Linked DNA regions of Homo sapiens: all the other regions are linked to region 2. Evidence: chromatin loops called from intact Hi-C (ENCODE). Cell type or tissue: heart right ventricle. All regions are shown on one strand. Each heading gives the region's core, and the rest is flanking DNA. Links, peaks and the distances in the headings are about the cores only. Region 1 holds the start of LINC02242 (long intergenic non-protein coding RNA 2242). Region 2 has its middle 15 kb from the start of LINC02997. Region 3 overlaps PIK3R1 (phosphoinositide-3-kinase regulatory subunit 1).

Evidence for each region. Peaks named below come from ENCODE experiments on the same cell type or tissue, not always from the same donor. Only the 100,000 strongest peaks of a DNase experiment are listed, where the experiment ranks them.
Region 1: it touches region 2 in a loop (4-fold over the local background); 3 of 110 quality-filtered maps call a loop at or near these places.
Region 3: it touches region 2 in a loop (6-fold over the local background); 21 of 110 quality-filtered maps call a loop at or near these places.

Annotation. Positions count from the first base shown.
Region 1 is chr5:67,644,580-67,652,301 of GRCh38, reverse strand. LINC02242 (long intergenic non-protein coding RNA 2242) reads left to right here and starts at 5,513. Exons shown (of 3, transcript NR_147169.1): 1 at 5,513-5,696. In heart right ventricle, for the core only: no CTCF peak of the experiment used is centred there; a DNase peak (open chromatin) is centred at 3,871; H3K27ac peaks cover 1,811 bases.
Region 2 is chr5:67,804,156-67,811,877 of GRCh38, reverse strand. No RefSeq gene overlaps it. Among named protein-coding and RNA genes, the nearest start is that of LINC02997, 15 kb to the right of the region's middle. RefSeq lists a silencer at 2,004-2,063. In heart right ventricle, for the core only: no CTCF peak of the experiment used is centred there; DNase peaks (open chromatin) are centred at 3,328 and 4,368; H3K27ac peaks cover 4,413 bases.
Region 3 is chr5:68,259,052-68,264,051 of GRCh38, reverse strand. The region is part of intron 2 of PIK3R1 (phosphoinositide-3-kinase regulatory subunit 1); the gene reads right to left. Among named protein-coding and RNA genes, the nearest start is that of PIK3R1, 46 kb to the right of the region's middle. In heart right ventricle, for the core only: a CTCF peak has its summit at 2,418 (motif pointing left); no DNase peak of the experiment used is centred there; H3K27ac peaks cover 4,480 bases.

The DNA of each region.
Region 1 (7,722 bases), core at 1,694-6,693, 160 kb after region 2:
CCCCTTCACACATCACAATGCATTTACACTTATAATATGTAGCAGCAGAAATAGCTCCTAGTGAATTGAGTCCCAGATCTTCAATGAGCTACCTTCTAGAGATTGCTTTTCCCCATTACCACTCAGAGAGCATTAATAACTGTCTGAGCCAGAGACAAATACAAAAAAAGTTCTCTGGATTTCCTCAAGGACTCTCCATGCAGAACAGAGCTGGGTTCCAATTGCAGAATTGCAATGGTTTCTCCCACAGCCTCCCAATTCTTTCAGTCCTTGTCCTTTCAAACTAAGAGATATTTAGAAGAATTTCCTACAATGTTCTCTTTTTATTTTTCATGATTTATATGATGTTATTATTCTCTAAGTTGTGTGGTGGTCCATGGGATCTTTGTTTTGATTCAAAAGCCATTTTTTTTCTGATAGAAATGTCAGACATTTTATAGTATTAGATTGACATTAAGTTTCAGTGCTGGTATAATTTTATTACATATTTTTGCCTCATTGTAGTCTTTTAATCTGGTTTTGATAGTTACTAGGGAAACGTTAAAATTGTGTTTACTTTTATCTTCTGCTAAATCCCTGTATTTCCAATATTAGAAGTTCTAACTCATTTTCTTTTTTCTTTTTCTTTTAATGAATTCTGTATGGACTTAAACCTTATAGGGTATAACATCTTGAGACAATTCACTGCTTTCCTTATATGTTTAATAAATATGGCTTTTTTTAAGTTAGATTTAATAAATACAGAGCTTAACGATGGTTATGGCAACATGATTCCCAATTGCTCATTTTTTCTTTTCCTCTTTTTATTTTTGAATGAAGCAATTATACTCCTTTTTTTTTTTTTACATATGCAGAAATCTTCTGCTGGGAGTAATATTGCAACTTACTTTGCCAATAAAATTTCTGTTGCAGCAATATGGCAGGAAGTAAAGTATTTTTTCCACAGGAATTCAGCTTTAGTTGATTTCTCTAAGGTTTCCATTGCATACATTGAATACATTACAATCTAAATATAAATAAGAAATCTGTTGAAAGGCAATGGCAAAAGATACTGCTGAGAGATAGTTTAGCACTGCCTTCATAGGATTATCTTGCCTTAAAATTTCCTTTCTGTGGTGGAGTGGTACAGGACTGGGGGAAATGCAAATATAAAGGCAAATCATTAAAAGAAATATTCTTGTTTTCATTCCTTTTACTTTTTCTTTAAGACCAAACATGAAACAAGGGTTCTCAATGCTTGCTTTCTAAGAGAAGGGTGACAGTGTTCACCAAGAACTTAACCACAGCCTCACAGCCTCCAGCACAGATCATGGAGTCTTCAAAAAGCTTTGGCCAGTAACCCCGAAGCTCCTGGCATGCAAAAAAGGCAGGCAAGTGGGAAAGAAGAGAGAAATAGTATGAGGTGCCCCTAGGATATGCTTCCATATTGTCCAAGTAAACATTGTGGGAAAGACATTTTGACTACTACACAAATCACTAGAAACTCATTCAGACAAAATCTAGAACAGGGTTGGCAATTTAAAACCAACTGTGTCACCAATTTGCTACCTTAGACACGGTACCAACATTGCTCATCAGCCTAAGCCCATTCCTTCTACTTCCTCTCAACAGAACATTCCAGAAGCTGCCCCCAGTCAATTAGGGTCAGCAGGTGAGATGTCACTACTCTGCCACTCTAGACCCTAAAGAGTTACTCAATTATCTATAGTAATCTATATTTTAAGGAATTTAGGAGGACTTGCAGAGCTCTGGTATGCTTCCCAATTACTTACCAAGAAATGCCCTGCCACCTATTTTGAAGACACTGGACAACTGAAAACACGTTCACAAAACTTTGGGAAGCAATTTCTATGAAATATTTTCGGCTTATGGAATTTAGTTTATCACTGCCATAATTTGACTATAATTGATGCATTATAAGGACATGATATTAAGACCTTCTTACATGGGGAAGGCCTAGAAAAAGTGGAAAAAGAGTTTGAACCCTTTAGAGAAAGCTGCTGGAAACTCTCCACAGAAGTTTCCAGACCCAGAGTGAGTGCCTCGTTGCAATGAGGATGCTCAGAATTACCTCATTTCAGGACTTACTAGCCACTCCCAGAAAAGGTCCACTGCTAGATCCTTGGAGAAAGAATGTATTTTTAACTTTCATTTTTCCATTTATATACAAAACAGATATTCAATGTCAAAAACTGTAAAGGAGAGAGAGAAAAGTTATAAAGAAGAAAGTAAAAATCATTTGTCACTATCTTTGAAAAACTCTATTAATAGTATTTAGGCAGATATTTTAAGTACAAATTGATAATCAAAATATATAACTGTGTTATACCTGCTAGAAAGGCCATTCTTATAGGAGTTCCCTGCCTTCAAGCACAATTTTGTCTGTTGACTAAAGTGTTTTAAGGTTAAGAAGTTCCTTTCTCACCAAACTGAATCCCTCAAGCTCAAAAACCATAAAAGAACAAACTGGTACATGGCTTTTAAAGCTCAGGTTTGTGTTCTTTGAATTTTCCATTAGAAAAAAAGATATGTTTTTATTTGGAACAGGATCCAGAAACTTAAATCAGAACTAACAAAATGTCCCAATTGGTCAGTTCCATTTACTTTAGCAGTTTCAGGGTTTTTAAGATTTGGTTTCTTTTAACAAATCCATTTGATTCTCTTCTCCCCATTCCCTCATCCATCCCTTTTTAAAGGATTAACTGTGTTTCAGTATTTCTCTAATGCAAAATTATATCATTACCTGCAGTCAAGTGACAGCAGCCTGATGTTTAAATCACATGGTTGTTATAACAATGGGCATTGAAACACAGGAGAATGAATAAAGTCCTCATTGGACTATAATTTCCAGTGTTTTTGGCACTCTTGGTCCACCTGAAGAAAGGATGAGACTTTAGGAAGTGTGTTTGTTTACATTCAGCAACTGTTCTAACTCTCTAGTGGAGGAACACTTGGACAAGGAAGGTCTCTGTTCCCTTTCTAATGTTGGACATTTCTGTGTCCTTCCCTGCACATGCTGAGAAACAAGAACTGCCCACTCACTCAGTTTTTTGGATCCCTGTGTTTTGTGAGAAGGGGCAATGTTCTCCTTACCAGTCTAGGGTCAGAAACCACTCAATGACAGTGAAAGAGAACCTACAGGAGATTTACTTTCAGGAAACCAAATCTGCCAGTGAGATAGTTAAACTTGTCCTGATGGAGTGAAAAAGCAGATACAGCCAGGAGGTATGTCCGATGTGAACAGGTGCAAGACTCTCACAAGATGCTGGTTCTCCTCTTGCTAAAGACCAATGACAACAGAGTGAAGAGGGGACCATTCTGGTGATGTTTCCATGACAGCACATGAAACCCCGAAACCCCAAATCTTGTGAGAAGAGCTGCCAAACCTTTGAAAACACCACAACCACAGGGACTCCTAAAGCTTTTAGTAGAGTATCCCCCTTTACCCCCCAGAAGAAAAGTATTCAATTGACCCATCTAGTTAAATGAACTATTCACCTTCTGCTCTTGTGGTCTATAATTGTCATCCCATTGCTTAGGAATCAAGGATGCATCCATGCAGGGACCCAGCTAAAAGCAAGGAGAAGGAAAATTAATTTGTATCTAGCTTATCTTTTTTGAGTAAGCCATGAAACAACTGCATACTTTATGTCTTGGATCAACAAGGGAGCCATGCCAAATGTCAGATTAAATATTCCACAGCTGAAGTGTTTGCATAGCTTTTCAGTGGCTACCATTTAAAGAAAGAAAAACAATGATGGGACTTAAAAAAAAAATACTCCCTTAGCTTCACATGCTCACAGTGTACTGCCAGCAATTGCTCTCAACTTGGAAGGCCAGGCCATGCGTATCTTGTCCGTGGAGTGTCGGTGCCAGCTGGCAAGCAGAACCCTGTGCTTCCATTCCCTCCAGGAGCATGAAGCCCCACTGTGCATCTTGAAGGCCACAGCCGCACTGCTGTATTGTTTAACCCATAACTGCTCTGGCTAAGGAGCAAGTCATATAAAGAAGGAATTTCCTGGTTCTTGAAGTGTCTATCATGTTTCACCAATGAGTTTGCATTCGCCGCATGTGTTTTCAGTTTGGGTTGGCTCTGTGGGGATGCCGAGGAAACTGGAGACAGATCTTTATTGAAACAGAATAATAAGTCTGAACAAATCAGCTTTATTGTCATTGGCTCTGGTGTGGTTTGGATTAATTTCAGCTTTATATTTCTAAAGGATTGCTTAAGAGGTGATGCTCTCCAATTCCAGGTTATGTAAAGGAAGGGAGAGAACTGACATACCTTAAGTAACTACTAAGTGTCAGGAGCTTGCCTGCATTATCTCAATTACTTTTCCTAACAATCCAATAAAGTCGTTGTTCCTCCATTCATCTTACTGATGAGAAAACGGAGGTGCTGAGAGGGTCATTCACTTGCCTGATGTAGCACAGTTAGGAATACAGCTGTGGAGTACAATTGGTTTGTTTCATCTTAGATCTGCTGATCATTTTCTGTGACCTTGGGCAAGTCACTTCACCTCTCTGCTCTAACTTTCGCATCTTCAAAACGTGAATGATAATGAGAATCCTTCACAGAGAGTTAAAGAAAGCAATGTGTGTAAGGTGATCAGTGCAGGTAACTGGTCAATAAATTCAGCCATTGTTATATGACAGTGCGGAGACTGAAACCTAGTGCAGCTCCCTTCCAAGCTGGTGCTGATTTCCCTCACCAGTCTAGAGATCAGTGCCACCCTTCTCCATGGGGAAGGTTTAGGTGGAACTGATACTCGAGAGACTAAAATTACAGGGTGATTTAACATCCTTGCTTTAAAAGTATATTCCCTATTGGGGCAAACAAAGCCTGTAGTTCTGGCTCAGGCTTGTATTTTGGAAAAAAAAAAAAAAAAAAAAAAAAGCTCTCTGAAAAGGAAGTAGGAGAAGAGAGAAGTGATGTGAGATGTGGAAGTTGCAGGGCTGTCATCTCACTGTCCTGGCCAGTTGCTTGGATTCAGGATGAAAAAAGGAAAAGTTGCCTGGTAATATGTTTTCTCATGACAGCTGATGTCTAGTCTGTTCACTGCAGCAAAAGTGGAGCTTAACCGATGATTTTTAACAGGCATCACCATCATAATGCCTGGCATCCTGGTGCTCAAACCCCACCTGAGTGCTTCCCACGTGCCAGGCTTTCGGCTGGCCTTGGGATACAGAGATGAGTAAGACATGGTCCCAGTTCTTGCAGAGCTCCCAGATGAGTGATCAAATGAGCCTTAGAGCACAGAGATCTTGCTCACCATAGAGAGAAACTATTTATATTCTAGACCCTGTAGAATCATCCAGAAGGAAGCCTTGTACACATCATTATCTATCACATAACCAGGAATTTTTGAAGCTTTGTGAAGCAGCTTAGGTAACTTTTAAAACAATCCTCAGTGAGAAAACAAATTCCACAAGTAGGAGGGAGGCCGCCCATAATGCAACCAACTTGGTTAATCACTTGGAAGTTCTTCCAGTCTTGCGAGGACTTCTTGGGCACTAGTTGTACCAATAACTAACCCCAAGGAATTGGACTCAGAAGAGCAATACAAATTGCAGCCTTGCCACTTACGAGCTGAGAGATCTTAGCCAAAATAACTCAATCTGTCTGAGTTGTATTTTTTATCAGTCGACTGAAGATGAATAATATTCAGGCTACAAGTTTATCAAAGAGTTAATAGGTGAGTATCTATGAAAGCCCTTTTTATTCAGTAAAGATGTATATACATTTGTTCTTGTTACTTCTCTTCATACTTTCACTTTCATTTATTTTGTATAAAATTTGCATAGTGTGACTTTTAGATTTTGGGCTTCTTGCTTTCTAGTTTGATGTTTATGAATACTTCAATAAAGAGAGGGTGGAAAAGGATAGCAACACTGAGCAATTTTTTAGTATCACATCCATGAGGAGCCATAGGTAAAAAGAGGTGACTGAAACTATGATTCTAAAGCCTAAGCAATATTCCCAAGGTGAGAAATCTAGTACGAAGTTGAATTGGGACATCAGCTACTGTCTGCTTGACTTCAAAGCACAGGTTCTTAACTACAATCTACCTTGTGTCTGAAAATGATGATAATATTAATAATCTGAAATGGGAAAGGATGACTAATAGCAATGTTCATTCATTATGTTTATAGGAAAATGAAAAGTGATGTTTATGGCTTTTCTTTGAGGGGAGAATAAGAATTAAAAACCTGTACTTATTGTTAGGAATTTATGAAATATGATCTAAGCAAAAGACAAGTAAAAACTATGAAATATTATGAAAATTTGTGGTGTCTTTTTACAAGCCCCTTCTCTAGGGTCTTGTGTCATTATCACCCTTAGCTGGAAATAATCTCAACTCTGAATTCCCAGAACCACTTTGAAGAATCTTTTGTGTGATTAAGACTCCTGGCTGGGCGCAGTGGCTCACTCCTGTAACCCCAGCACTTTGGCAGGCCGAGGCAGGTGGATCACTTGATCTCAGGAGTTTGAGAACAGCCTGGTGAACATGGCAAAACCTCATCTCTACTAAAAATACAAAACTTAGCCAGGCATGGTGTTGCACGCCTGTAATTCTAGCTACTTGGGAGGCTGGGGCACAAGAATCACTTGAACTTGGGAGGCGGAGGTTGCAGTGAGCCGAGATCGCGACACTGCACTCCAACCTGGGCGACGGAGTGAGACTCTGTCTTACAAAATAAATAAATATAAATAAATAACCGGCGGCCTCAGGGTATTTGCACTTGCTGCTCCCTCTGCCTGGTACATTTTTTTCCCAAAAACCTCTTGGATCATTGCTCCCTTCATGGACACATATGCTCAAATGTCCCTTATCAGACAGACCTGACTAGAGCTTTTCTTATCACTTTGTACAAAATGGCCATGTGCCCCTTATTACTCTTATCTATTGTCTTACTTTATTTTTCTTCAAAGCACTTCCCACCACCAGACATATTTAACATTTTATATATTGACTGCTTCCCAAACTCAGATACAAATTCTCTAAGAACACAGAATTTCTTTTGTTTACTGCAGTCTCCCGAACATCTAGAATAACACCTGGCACATAGTTAAATGCTCAAAGCATATTTGTTAAATAAATGAATGAACAAAGAATTAATGAATATGGCCCTTTATACTTTGTATTTTTGTTGGTTATATGAGTCTTACATCACCTGGGAAATTGAACTTTCTGAGGGCAAGGTCTATGTCTGATTCACTTTCAAATCTCTCTAGGTTCTAACATAGTACTTAAAATTGATTGAAAATTTACATAGATTTCATATACAAGTGTCTCATTTGTGGCCTAACAACTCTACACAATAGATTGGTATTCTTATTCCTATCTGTCTTAGGTTAGGCTGCTATAACAGAATAGCATAGACTGGGTGGTTTAACCAACAGACATTTATTTCTCACATTTGTGGAGGATGGGAAGTTCAAGAACAACGTGGCAGCCAATTCAGTTCCTGGTGAAGACCCTCATCCTGACTTGCAGATGACTGCCTTCTTGCTGAATCCTCACATGGTAGAAAGAGGGATAGCTCTGGTCTACCTCTTCTTATAAGGGCACTAATCTCATTGTAAGGGGCCCACCCTTGTGACTTCATCTAACCCTAATTACCTCCTAAAGGCTCTACACCCAAATACAATCACACTGTGGTTAAGGCTTCAATATAAGAATTTTGGGAGGACTCAGACTTCATTCCATCATATCATTT
Region 2 (7,722 bases), core at 1,065-6,064:
AAAAAAAGAGAAGAAAGAAAGAGAGAGAGAGAGAGGAAGGAAGGAAGGAAGGAAGAAAGAAGGGGAGGGGAGGGGAGGAAGAAAGAAAGAGAAAGAAAGAAAGAAAGAAAGAAAGAAAGAAAGAGAAAGAAAAGAAAGAAAGAAAAGAAAAGAAAAAAAAGAAAGATTCCTGAAGGAGTTGGTGCCTGATGCAAGTTGTGAAGGTTAAGTGGGAATTTGCCTGGAAAATGAAAAAAGGGAAACTCCAGGTAGAGGATACAGTATGAATATGAGCAAAAACCCTGGCCTGTAGTTTGTGGAAACTGAGAAATAGTGTTGCTAGAGCACAAGAGGCAAGTGTAATGAACAAGGCTGAAAAATATACAGGAGGCAGATGATTGCTTCGTCTTCACCCAACAAGAGCTTTTTCTGAATTCCAAAAGTACTTCATACATAACACTTATGACACGACATCCTTATTATGTTCTTTGACATCACTGTGGGATGCAAGGGCAGGGTCTGATTGTTACTCACCTTTGTGTCCTCAGCTCCTGACATTATCATTGATATAAATGGCAGGCAGCTGAGAAGGAAGAGGATTAATTAACAGTCTTGCTGACTATTCCTTAAGCAAGAATAGGTGACACCTAGCATAAAGATATAACATAGTCCAAATTTATGCTGACAAAAACTGTAGTGGTAGAGGAGAAAAAGGATCTCTAACACTCCTTTCCTCTCCCCAGGCCAGTGTGGGACGTATTTTGGTGTCCTCTCTTTCCTTACATCAAAGTAACAAAACTAAAGTTGCTAAAGGTATCAAATCCAGAATAGAGGTTCTAGCTGATCCTTGCATAATCCTGGTGCCTGTAGTGATAAATTAACACATATTAGTGTTGTTTTTAAAAAACCATCCTATACTGAGCAGAATAATAGTAGAGAAGAAGCCTGAAAATGGCTTATTTTTACTTCCAAGAAAAGTAGAAACAAACACAAGTAACTTATGACTGAGTCCTTAGGAAGAAAGATAAAATGAAGCTTTATTTGTAATATGCACCTTGAAATTAAGGTAGCAAATATCCCAGACCTTTATAAGATGTTTTTTCCCTCCTCTAATTATTACAAAAAATACTAATATGTGTTCAGTATAAAGTATTAGGATGAAAGAAAAATTATGAAAAGTCTCACTAACCAGAGATAAACAGTTAATATTCTGTGCATATTCTTCCAGATAGTTTTAAATACAAACATAAACACACATATGCACACACGTGTTTTATAATAGAGGTTATGTTACACATGCTATTAAATAACCTGACTTTCTACCTTATTGTGTCAGAGATATTTTATAAATAGTTACTTTTAAAGTTCGCATAGGATATAGTCCACATATGTATACTCCATGATTTACTTATCAGTCGTTCAACCAACAAATTTTGATTGAGTCTTACTTCACGCCAACAGCTTTTCTAGATACTGAGGCTATACCAGTGTACAGAATGGAGACCCTGTCATCAGGTTATTTACTTTTAACTTGGCAACAGAGGAACAGAAAATGAACTCATAAATAAGTAAAATAAATTCAGGCATTAGTGAGCCTATAGAGGAGATAAAAGACAGTGATGTGCTAAAGAGTCATGAGAGTCACTTCAATTTCTGGTAAGATGGCAGACTAAATAGTCTCAAAATAAGCTCTTTTGTACTATCCCAACATACAATTCAGAAAGAATAGAGAGTTTTTTTGAATGCACAGCCAAACTAGCAAGAAAGTAAGGAAAATCCTAAAAATCAAAAGATAAAAACTAAACAATTATTTAGAATAATACTTCACACTGAATCTCGCTGAGGCCATCTACCAATATGGAATTGTAATGGCAACACCCAGGAGAGGAGGCGAAGATGGAGCAGAAGATGGAGCCTGTGTAAGGAGAAGCGTGAGAAGGGGAAAGTCCCATAAATTCAGGGCCCTGAAGTGCTACCCTCTCAGTGAAACTGCCTTTAAGGAGATGACGAGAGAACTGTTTCTTTGTTTTAAATCTAGGAGGAAGAAAAAAATAATTGTCTCTCTCGAGAATTCATCACCACAGCCCTGCCCTTGTGTGGGTTTGAGGTTTAAATTTATAACACCTGCATGAGCTGGGAAACCCTAAACCGAGAAATTAACACAGTAGTCCCAGTCTGGCAGTGCCTGGGCACCTGGCCAAAGCCAAAGAAAATCCTCTGCTGAGTCTGAACTGAGGGCCTTCTGAATTCCAACAGGTTTTACTTGCTCAAGTAGCTCAAACGTATTGAAAGTCATATAAGAAACATGCCACCATGATTGAGATTCAAAGAATGTTGACAGTTTTAAATGCTCATAGAATAAATGGAGAAACATCAATAATTAAAGACCTAAGTATACAACTTAATAAGTCAGGGGAAGAAGACAGAAAGAAGAAAGAAAGGAAATAAACCATAGAAATAAGTAAAAACAAGGATATAATAAAGAGAATTCAAACATATCAGAAAGTGGGTCATTGTAAGGCCTAGTTAAATAGACAAACCTTGGCAGGAATGATCAACAAAAATGGAGAGAAGGTGCGAAGAATATTAGAAAGTGAAAGGGGTACAAGACTGATATCGTAGAGAATAAGAAGAAGTTAATGTCACAGAATGAATTTATGACAGTAAATTTGAAAACGGATAAAATGGACAATTTTCTATAAAACCAAAACATAAAATTGATTGTAGAAGAAGTAGAAAACCTGAAAATGTCTATTACTATTCCAGAAATTGGATCACAATGTAAAAATCCACCCACTGAGCATACAATGAGAAAGTGCCGTGGGTAGCGGATAGGAGAAGGGTACCCTCATCTAGGCTCAAAGCCTTCCTTAACTGGTACATTTCAGCTGAAACCTGAGTGGTGAGAAGAAGTGAGCTATGCAAAGGTCTGGAGAACAAAATTCCAAATGTAAGGAAAATCAAATGCAAAGCCATCTGAGGCAGTGAGAGAAACAAAAAAGGCAGAGAGAAACGAACAGAAATAAAAGTTAAATGAAATAAAAAAAATAAAATTCTTACACTTGTAAATTCCTAAACAGCTAACATTTATTAAGTTCAAATCTGTGCAAATCATAGAGCTCTGAGTTTTATATACATGATTCCCCGTCCTCAAACATCTTTGCAAGGTAGGTTCTATTCCCATTTTGTAGAAGGGGTAGCTGAGGCTTAGTGCGGTTAAATAAAGTGGCCCACAGACACAGAGCTACTGAGTAGCAGATCCAGGACTCAAACTGGTCTGATATGTAAGCCTGAAGTTTGAACCACTTGTGCTGTGCCTGAGGAGAAAGTGCCAAAAATAAATGCCAAAGGCTGGGGCGAAGGCTTTCATGTGTGGTCACTGGTTCAGCAGCATCATCATCTCTTGGGACTTTGATAAACATGCAACTTCTCAGATTCTCAGGCCTCATCCCAGACTTGAATCAGAAACTCTGGGGGGTTGTGTCCAGTAATCTGTGTTTGTTAAAACACAGTTTTAACAAACCCCTTAGGTGATAACCTCTAGTATAGAGCAACTAGAAAGGTAGAATGTGGTGATGACAATGACACGGACCTAAGAGTTAGACAAACTGGACCCCTGGTTTGAGTCCAGCTCTGCCACTTCCTTATATACGATCTTATACATCACTTAAAATTTCTTAGCCTTGAGTCTCTTATCCATAAAATGGAGATAATTATAGTATGTACATTCAGGTTTTTGTGAGAATTAAGTAAAAACAAATGTAAATATTAGTAAATCAATGCCCTGGCACATTAAGTGTTCAATACATATTTGCTGGTATTCCTCTCTCTCATGCCTGGAGTCTGTCTTCCCTTAGCCTTTCCACAGGTACTCTGCATCCTCACTTTGCACTGGGGAAGAGGAATTAGAAAGATGGAACTATCTGGAGTCTTTAAGTCCAGGTGAAAGATGACAGTATAATATAGTAACTATACTAGAGCAATAGAAGTGGAAAAACAGAGAAGGGGAGGTCTCAAGAGTGGTGTCTAAGGAAGCATGGTTGGAGCTTGGTGCCTGATCAGATGTGGGGAAGAGCAAAACAAAGAGAGATGACTCTGGGCCTCTAGTTTGGCTGACAAGTGAACTGTGGTTCCAGTGAGAAAATAAATTTAGCTGCAAGAACAGGCTTGGGGTTATGATAATGTGTTCATATTTATATTTAGACAAGTGAGTGTGAAGGTGTGTGGGTGGCAGACAGAAAGAGAGAGAGAGAGACTGGAACTATAATATCAGTTGACAACCTGATCTTCCTTGTAATGGAAATTGCCACCTTCTTTCTGTGGGTACCAATGTGTTGTTGGAGAAGGGTGCTACTTGCCAGCCAGCAGGCCCTGCTGGTCATGCCACATTCTGTCGATACCCAGCAATCATGGCTAGGGCTAAGCACAGCCTTAACACAAGGAAGTGTCATTCAGGAGACAGACTGTGGGAAGGGAATGAAGCCATCACTAATGAATAGGCTAATAGGACTTGATGAGCAGTGAAAATCAATGAGGTACAAACTGCCTGCCTTAAAAAATGAGCAAGGTAAAAATGGAAGAATGCCAAACCACAGTTTTATCTCCAGTCTGTGCTAGTCCTCACCTACTGAAACAGAATTCACACTAATCTTGCACCATCCCTGTCATGGTCATGGGTCATGATTATGGATTATGGGTCATAGTCATCAGTTCAGTTTATCCGATTCCGTAATATTAATTATGCATCTAAGTACTGTCGGCTAAGATACATAATTTATATTAATTATGGGCTAAGTACTGTGCAAGACACAGAGACTGCAATTTTTGCTACTCTTCGTCCTCTGCATAATCATCACTATTATTTTATCGCTCAACATTACCTATAAAGTGCCAATAGATCTCTTTAGCTGCTGCCTGTCTTGCAAAATTGAATCACTGTACTCAATTAAGACTATTTGTTATTTTTATCTGTCCTCCAGCCAGCACATGCTGTGTCTGTGTCACTTTACACCATTATCTCTAGAACAGGGAGCACCCATGACATCTGAAGCTCAAACTCTCTTGAGTACAATTCTCAGGATCTCTGTGGCCAGGCTTCACACTAGGCTCATGAGTGCATTAAAAGACATCCAGATCCACAGGAAGGAAGGCACTGATGCTGACTGAGATCTCCCACCCTGATTTCCTACCTAAGAAAGCAAGTGAAAAATAAGCCCTTCCCAGACAAACCCAAAGCCCTTAGAGTGGAGGCAAATCCTCCTCTGGACACAGATACTAAAGGATTCTGAGTTGACAAGATGAATTCAGCTGTTTCTACATCTTAAATAGTGTGACACAGTGAAATGATCAGTAGATTAGAAGCCTCGTATTCTGTTCCCAGCTCTGCTTCCTTGGGTAAATCAGTGCATTTTTCTGGGTCCCAGCTTTCTTACCTGTAAAAATGGCCACATTCAAAGCAAGCCAGAGTGTTTTAGTTTCTAAGCTTCTCCGTAACTTAGTTACTCACTAACTGCTTTAAGTAAAGGAGGCACAAAGTAATGTTTTACATTTTCAGGAATGCATATCCCTGGCCAATGCCATATCCCTTTTTGGTGGTCTAAGTTGCTTGTTTGCATCTGAATGCCCTGGACAAGCCACACATGGATTTCTTTGTTTAAGAGAAGAAGCACATGATAGTCCTTTGTCTGCATAGAGGTGGATTCTAGCATAGAAGCCATGCCCCACATGGGGCCTTTGTGGTGCTCTGTTGTCTACCATGGGTCCTCTGATGCGTGACTGCCTAATAGGACCATTAGCAGCCTGAACCACCTGATTTTTCAGTGTTTGTGCCTTCTGGTTTCAAGGCTGCCACTTCTCTTGACAAGTGGTGTCTGTAAATACGCAGACCTCTGTGGCCGCCTGGATTTATGAAGTAATGCTTTGACTAACCCATCCACTTAATGGTCCCTGGCTCCTGGTGGCTCCTCACACCTGTCCCAGATCCTGGGAGACTGCCTCCATTCTCAACGCACTTGGTTAGCTCAGGCCCAACACCTTGGCCTTTGTCTATGACTCACTATCTCCCACTGTCAAGATAACATGCAGATAGGATTATACAGAATGGTTCTTGACTGGCCTGAAAGAGGCTGTTCACTCAGTTGGAGGCTGAGAAGAGTTATCAATGTTAATTACTAAAGCTGCATTCATTTCTTGCTATTTGGTGTGTTCTAAAAACCCTACTAGGATAAAGGAATGGAAAGGATTTGAACTTGTTCTGCCTTTCTGATTAAAAACGGGCTTAAGAAATTTGCTCTAGTTTAGACCTATGCTTAAGGTCTAGTGCCACCACCTTTATTATAGGAGGCAACTTGAGCTAAGCAAAATGAATCGGAGCTGCATATTGTAGGCAAGGACTATTACTTGTGTTATTTTTGGCTGCCAACAAAATACCAGGAAAATTACAAAGTAATAGTTACCGCTGTGAAAGAGAATAAGAAATAAAATTAACTTTTTATGCCTAAGGAAAAGCTTTCCATTCCCGTTATTTTTACAGGGCAGTACAGGAGCCGTCTGTGGGTCTTGGCACCAGATATCACATAAACAATCATTTGCACACACTAGGAATCCAAATATATTCTGTTCCTGGGGTCTGCATCTATTACCTTGACAGGAACAGAGAAAGAGTTTTAATCAGATTTATTTTATATGTAGAAATTGCCTCTTTTGTCAGCAGGAAAGAAATCTAGTCAAATGGATAATCTTATAAAAAGTAACATAAGCATGTCTAGAACCAAATCACACCCTATAAGACTCAGCCTTTCTTTCTTTTCTCCCACTTGCCCCAAATTTACCACACAAACTTGGAAATGAGCTGCCTTCTCATTGCTTAAAGCACTGACGGGATCCCACAGAAGAGGAGAAAAGTTGTTGTCCAATTAAGCTCCACGTGTGCATTCAACTCTTGTTGAAAAATTTAAAGAAGAAAAGGCTTCAGGCGGTAGTACAACATTTAACATGTCCTCATAGCCTTTCCTACTTTACTTCAGGGTCAAAATCTGTAGAGTCCAGACGGCATTGATGGAGCATCCTGGAGTTTATAGAAGGTTGTCTGTCTGGAGCTGGGAAAAGTCCACAGACTAGGAAAAGGATATATATTATTATAAGGAATTGGCTTCCATGATTCTAAAGGCTGAGAAGTCTCAAGGTCTGTGGTCAGCAAGCTGGAGACCCACCCAGGAGAGCCAACGGTGCAGTTCCAGTCTGAGTCTGAAGGCCTGCAAAACAGAAGAGCCAATGGTTTCAGTCTGAGTCCAAGTCCGAAGGCAGGAGAAAACCTATTTCCCAGCTCAGAAACACCATCATAGACACACCAAGAAAAATCTTTAATCAAATACCTGGGAACCCTCTAGTCCAATCAATGTAACATAAAAAAATTATCCATCACATGGAAACAGTAAAGAAATGTAAGACATGATTTATAAATTCATTGATTCAGTTCAATTTAGGACCAGATGAATTCACAGATGAGAAAACATACTCAGATTGGTGTGGCTCACTTTGACTACAATTTATTTCTGGAGAGCCTATCACTGACCTGGCCAGTATTTGAGGCAGCCAAAGGAGTTTGCTTTATTCGGTCCCTACACAATGAGAAGATTAGACTGTAAGCTCCTCTGGGAGTAATGACACATCCTGTACTTTAGTTCTGGCTATGAAGACACTGTAGAAAAACCTAAATCTCCTTATTTTTAGCTCTGAGCTATC
Region 3 (5,000 bases), core at 1-5,000, 450 kb before region 2:
CACTTTTAGCAAGGTACAAAAGACTCTTCTAGTTAATCATCAGATGGACAGAGGGCCCTTCAAATCACTTTTTAAAAATATATATTTTGTAATGTATATTTGCAAGCATCACAAAATGAAATCTTAGTAAAATATGCTTAACAAATATATGAAGGGAGTTGAAGCATCCATGATCAAAAAGGGAGAGGAAGGGAAAGCAATGACCTGTGTGTGGAATTGCAGAGAAAAATAAAGGCAAGAAAGGCAAGAGGCCTGAAAACATTGTACAGAAAATTCCCTATCAGCTGGTGCAGAAGAAATGCATAAGAAAATAATATTTATTCAGACTTCATTTTAAAAGTTTGAAAAGATCACTGATATAAGACTATATATATTAAAAGGTAACAATTTTGAGATAAAAGTAAACACAATCCTTAACAATTGTGTAAGGAATCAGAGTTTAACAAAATGAAGCAATATACTTTCACTACTTCAGACAAAGGTGATTAATTCTGGTGGGCTAATACATCTTCATATCTCACAATAGACTATGATCAGTAGTGAAATAAACAAGAGGCTACTCACCTCTCTACTAAAGAAATTAATGGGCTTCTTCTGGTTATGGTTTTAGAATTATAATTTTAGATGGGTCAATTTGGGCAGATGTTGAACCCTATCACTACATTCTCAAAAAAGCTCAGGATAATAAATAGTACTATAGTTATTTGTGCCAAACCAATGCACTTAAAAAAAAACAACAACACACAAAACTGTGATATACAGAAGGCCCTATAGATATAGCAGAACTAAAATGTAGAATATATATATATTTCTACATATATAGATATATATGTAGAAATATATATATAGATATATATGTAGATATATGTATATATAGATATATATGTAGATATATGTACATATATAAATATATATGTATCTATGTATCTATATATCTATGTATGTATCTATATACATGTATCTACATGTATATATGTATACATGTATCTACATGTATCTACATGTATATATGTATACATGTATCTACATGTATCTACATGTATATATGTATACATGTATCTACATGTATCTACATGTATATATGTATACATGTATCTACATGTATCTACATGTATATATGTATACATGTATCTACATGTATCTACATGTATATATGTATACATGTATCTACATGTATCTACATGTATACATGTATCTACATGTATCTACATGTATACATGTATCTACATGTATCTACATGTATACATGTATCTACGTATACATGTATCTACATGCATCTACATGTATATATGTATACATGTATCTACATGCATCTACATGTATATATGTATACATGCATCTACATGCATCTACATGTGTATACATGCAGATACATGTATCTACATGTGTATACATGCAGATACATGTGTATACATGTGTATACATGCATCTACATGTGTATACATGTGTATACATGCAGATACATGTGTATACATGTAGGTACATGTGTATACATGTATACATTAGATATGTATCTATATAGCTATGTATCTATATGTATACATATATAGATATATGTATACATATAGATATATATGTACATATATAGATATATATATGTATTCTACATACATATATATGTAGTGTATGTGTGTGTGTGCGTGTGTGTATATATATATATATATAAAAATTATAGAAAGAAGCCTGGTCATGTTCTCAAAAAGATTCTCAGAAATAAGCCAACAGATACAGAGAGGTGATATTTGAGTAATGAGTGAATTCTAATAATTGCTTAAGAGTCAGCAGGGAGAAAGTTATGTCAATATAGACTACAGCTAACTGGTGAAAGGAAGGGGCAAACTAAAAGCTTCCCTCAGAGAGGGAACTATTCAATCAGTCGTTTTAATTAACACTTTAGATTCCTGATGGAAATACGCTGTTAACAATCTGTAGATTGAACACAGCAAAATGTTGGCTTCCTATAATGAAAGTCCATACAATGTTAATGAAAAAGTAGCAGTGACTCAGGCTGGTGGATGGCCCAGAGGTGAAAGCAATCATTTATCACTGCGGGGTACTCCTTTCTGCATTATCATCTCAGAGTCGCCTCTTCCTTAACAACCGTAATAACCTATGCTCCACTCCTCTGTTGCACCATTTCTGTCTTCAGCAGAAAGGGAAGGGATAGGGTCTGAACCACGGGAGGGAGTTTGTACATTTTGTTCTATCAGATTAGGCCTCAGTAACTTTATGAATTATAAGCTGTCAACTACTTTTTCATCTGCTATAGAATATGCTTCTTAGAAATTGTGGCTATAAATAAAACAACAGATGTTTTTTGTTGGCTCTAACATGAGCTTGAGTAATTTTTTTAAAAGGGCTAGAAGTTAAGCAAATTACCTAAAAGGCTGTTTCAGGTTTCCCCCTGTTGGTCATCTTTTATGTTAGCCTTCTGAAGACATTCATTTTAGCCCATAAATTACTTTTTGGGGCCATTTAATGTAACCTACTGGAAAAACTAGAAAGGGGTTTTCAATACAATTGCTTTCTTTCTGTGACTTTTTTTTTTAAAAGAGTATTGATTAAATCCCCTATTTATGATTGTCACTATTATCAAATAAAAAGCAATTGAAAAGGCACTGTGCACTAGTAGAAAAAATTTAGACAATAGATGAGGCCATATGTTCCAGATTTTTCTGCCAACAACATGTTGGTAACTTTGGGCAAAACATTTAATGTCTCCAGGCCTCACTGTCATAACAGTGAAGTGGTAATGGTTTAACTAGATGTCCTAAAATCATTTCTAGTGCTTAAATTCTGTGTTTTGGAGAAAATGTCAAGGAGATCACATGTCCCAACATAAAATTACTAAATTTACATTTAATCACAAATTACTTAAAAAATAATTCTATATTATCTTTAGCCACTGTGTGTTGAAAATCTGGAAGAAATCACAGGCATCTGGAGAATGACTGGAGTTGGCACCAAGCGAAAATTACTTCAAATATGGAGGGAAGGAAGTTAAATAAATGGGAGAATGGCAACATTTAATTATACTTCACTGGGCTACACTAACTTATAATTTCTAACCCAGGGGATAGGTGGTTTAAAATAGTGTTTTGGTATACATTTTCACTTTGCCAGAATGAACAGTAAAATTCAAAATGATGAAAACATTTCTGTGACTTCTGTATGTGGATCTAACAAAAGACAACTAATTCCATGTTCTTAAATGTATTCCAAAGTTACAACAGCTATAAATCAGAGAACGTAATTTGGCTTCTATAAATCATGGGGTTGCGGGGAGAAGAAGATCATGAAATTGAGAGCAATATGAAGAGAGAGAGGTGAACTGTCACTGCCCTAGTCATTTAGGTTATTTCCTTGAGTCATGATAACAGCCTTGTGAAACACATCAACCTCATTTTGTATGTGGGAAAGAGACTCAAGAGGTTTGGTGACTACACCAAGATCACTTAACTAGTGTTTGGCAGAGCAGATATTACAACCTCTGTCCGGCTGCATCCAAGGGCCCTTGTCTTTCCACTTCATCTTTGATTTTTTTTCTCCTCTTTTCCCTCTTTGAGTTTCAGCATTAAATTGCCAATAAATGCAATTCATTTGGACAGTTTGAAATTTTTAACCCATGCATGCACAGCACTGCTGGGCTCTAAGAGATGGCGGGAGGGGAGAGTCCAAGCAAAATTAGCTCATGATCTACACAGTGAGTACAAGTGACAGGGATAAAACAGACAAAGGGGCTTAATTGGAAGTCATGATACTTACAGGAAACTGCTCCATTTCCAGAACCTCTGTGGGTTTATCCATTCCCCTCTGAGAGTCATTTAATTCTTTGGAAAATAATACATTCTCAAAAATGTGGTATTTCTGATCACACAAGATCAGAAATAATATACTAAAAGCTGCCCTTAGTATTTGATGCTTTCATTACCAAGAAGCCAATAATAATCATGGCCAATATACACAACGTACTTAACATGTATCAGGCTCTATGCTACGTTGCTTTACTAAAATTATCTCAGAAAATATAATCTTTCATAACATTATAAGAAAGGTTCTATCATCATTGTCATTGTACAGAGAGGAAAAACAGGCTCAGAAGTGATTTGTCCAGGCTCATATAGCTGTACTAGTCAGCACCAGGATTTAACTGATAAGAGATGACCTGGTTTAGAGGACATAAAGGCAGCTCCCTTCCAAGAGATCCTTATGTACTAACTGAGTGTCATCCCATGAGGTCCCATAGGGCATATGGTTTCCTTACAAACTGTGCCCCTTTTGGGGGGCAGCTCAATGCACTACTTTGGACATTGACTGCCAAGAGCCAGGCAACAAAGTTAGAAAAAGAGTTCTCTAGCCAAAAAGACCTGGAAAGTAGAGAGTCCAAGAATAGCCACTCTTTGATCCATTTCTCTACTTACTGTAATTTTCTTTGTCTAAGATATTCTATGGGATGTTTAGCATATCTGGTGTATGTTTACCAAATGAGAACAGAACCCCTCTCCTCACGCCCATGGTGATAGCCAAACTTCCTCACTCTTGAAAAATCACAGTAGAAGATACACTGTTTCCATAGTCATGCCTTCTAGCAGCTGATCATTCATTTTGGAAGAAAAGATGCAGATACACAAAATAGTCAATGAGTAGAGTTTAGATGAGGAATTAAGAGGAAGAATGACTTTCAGTGCCCTGTAAATAGTGGGGTCTCGCTGTAAGCCACACATGTAATTTTACATTTTCTAGTAGCCACATCACAAGCAAAAACAAAAGGTGAAATTTAATCTTTTATTTAACCCCACATATCCAAAATATAATCAACATATAATCAATATAAAAATTATTAAGCAGATAGTCTTCATTTCTCTCTTGTTTTATGCTCATAACACATCTCAATTTATAGCAGCCACCTTTCAGTGGCTCTGTGTGGCTTTGACCATGTGGCTGGTGGCTCCTGCACTGAGCAGCATGGCTTTAGAGGATGGCCTTCAATTTTTCTTTAG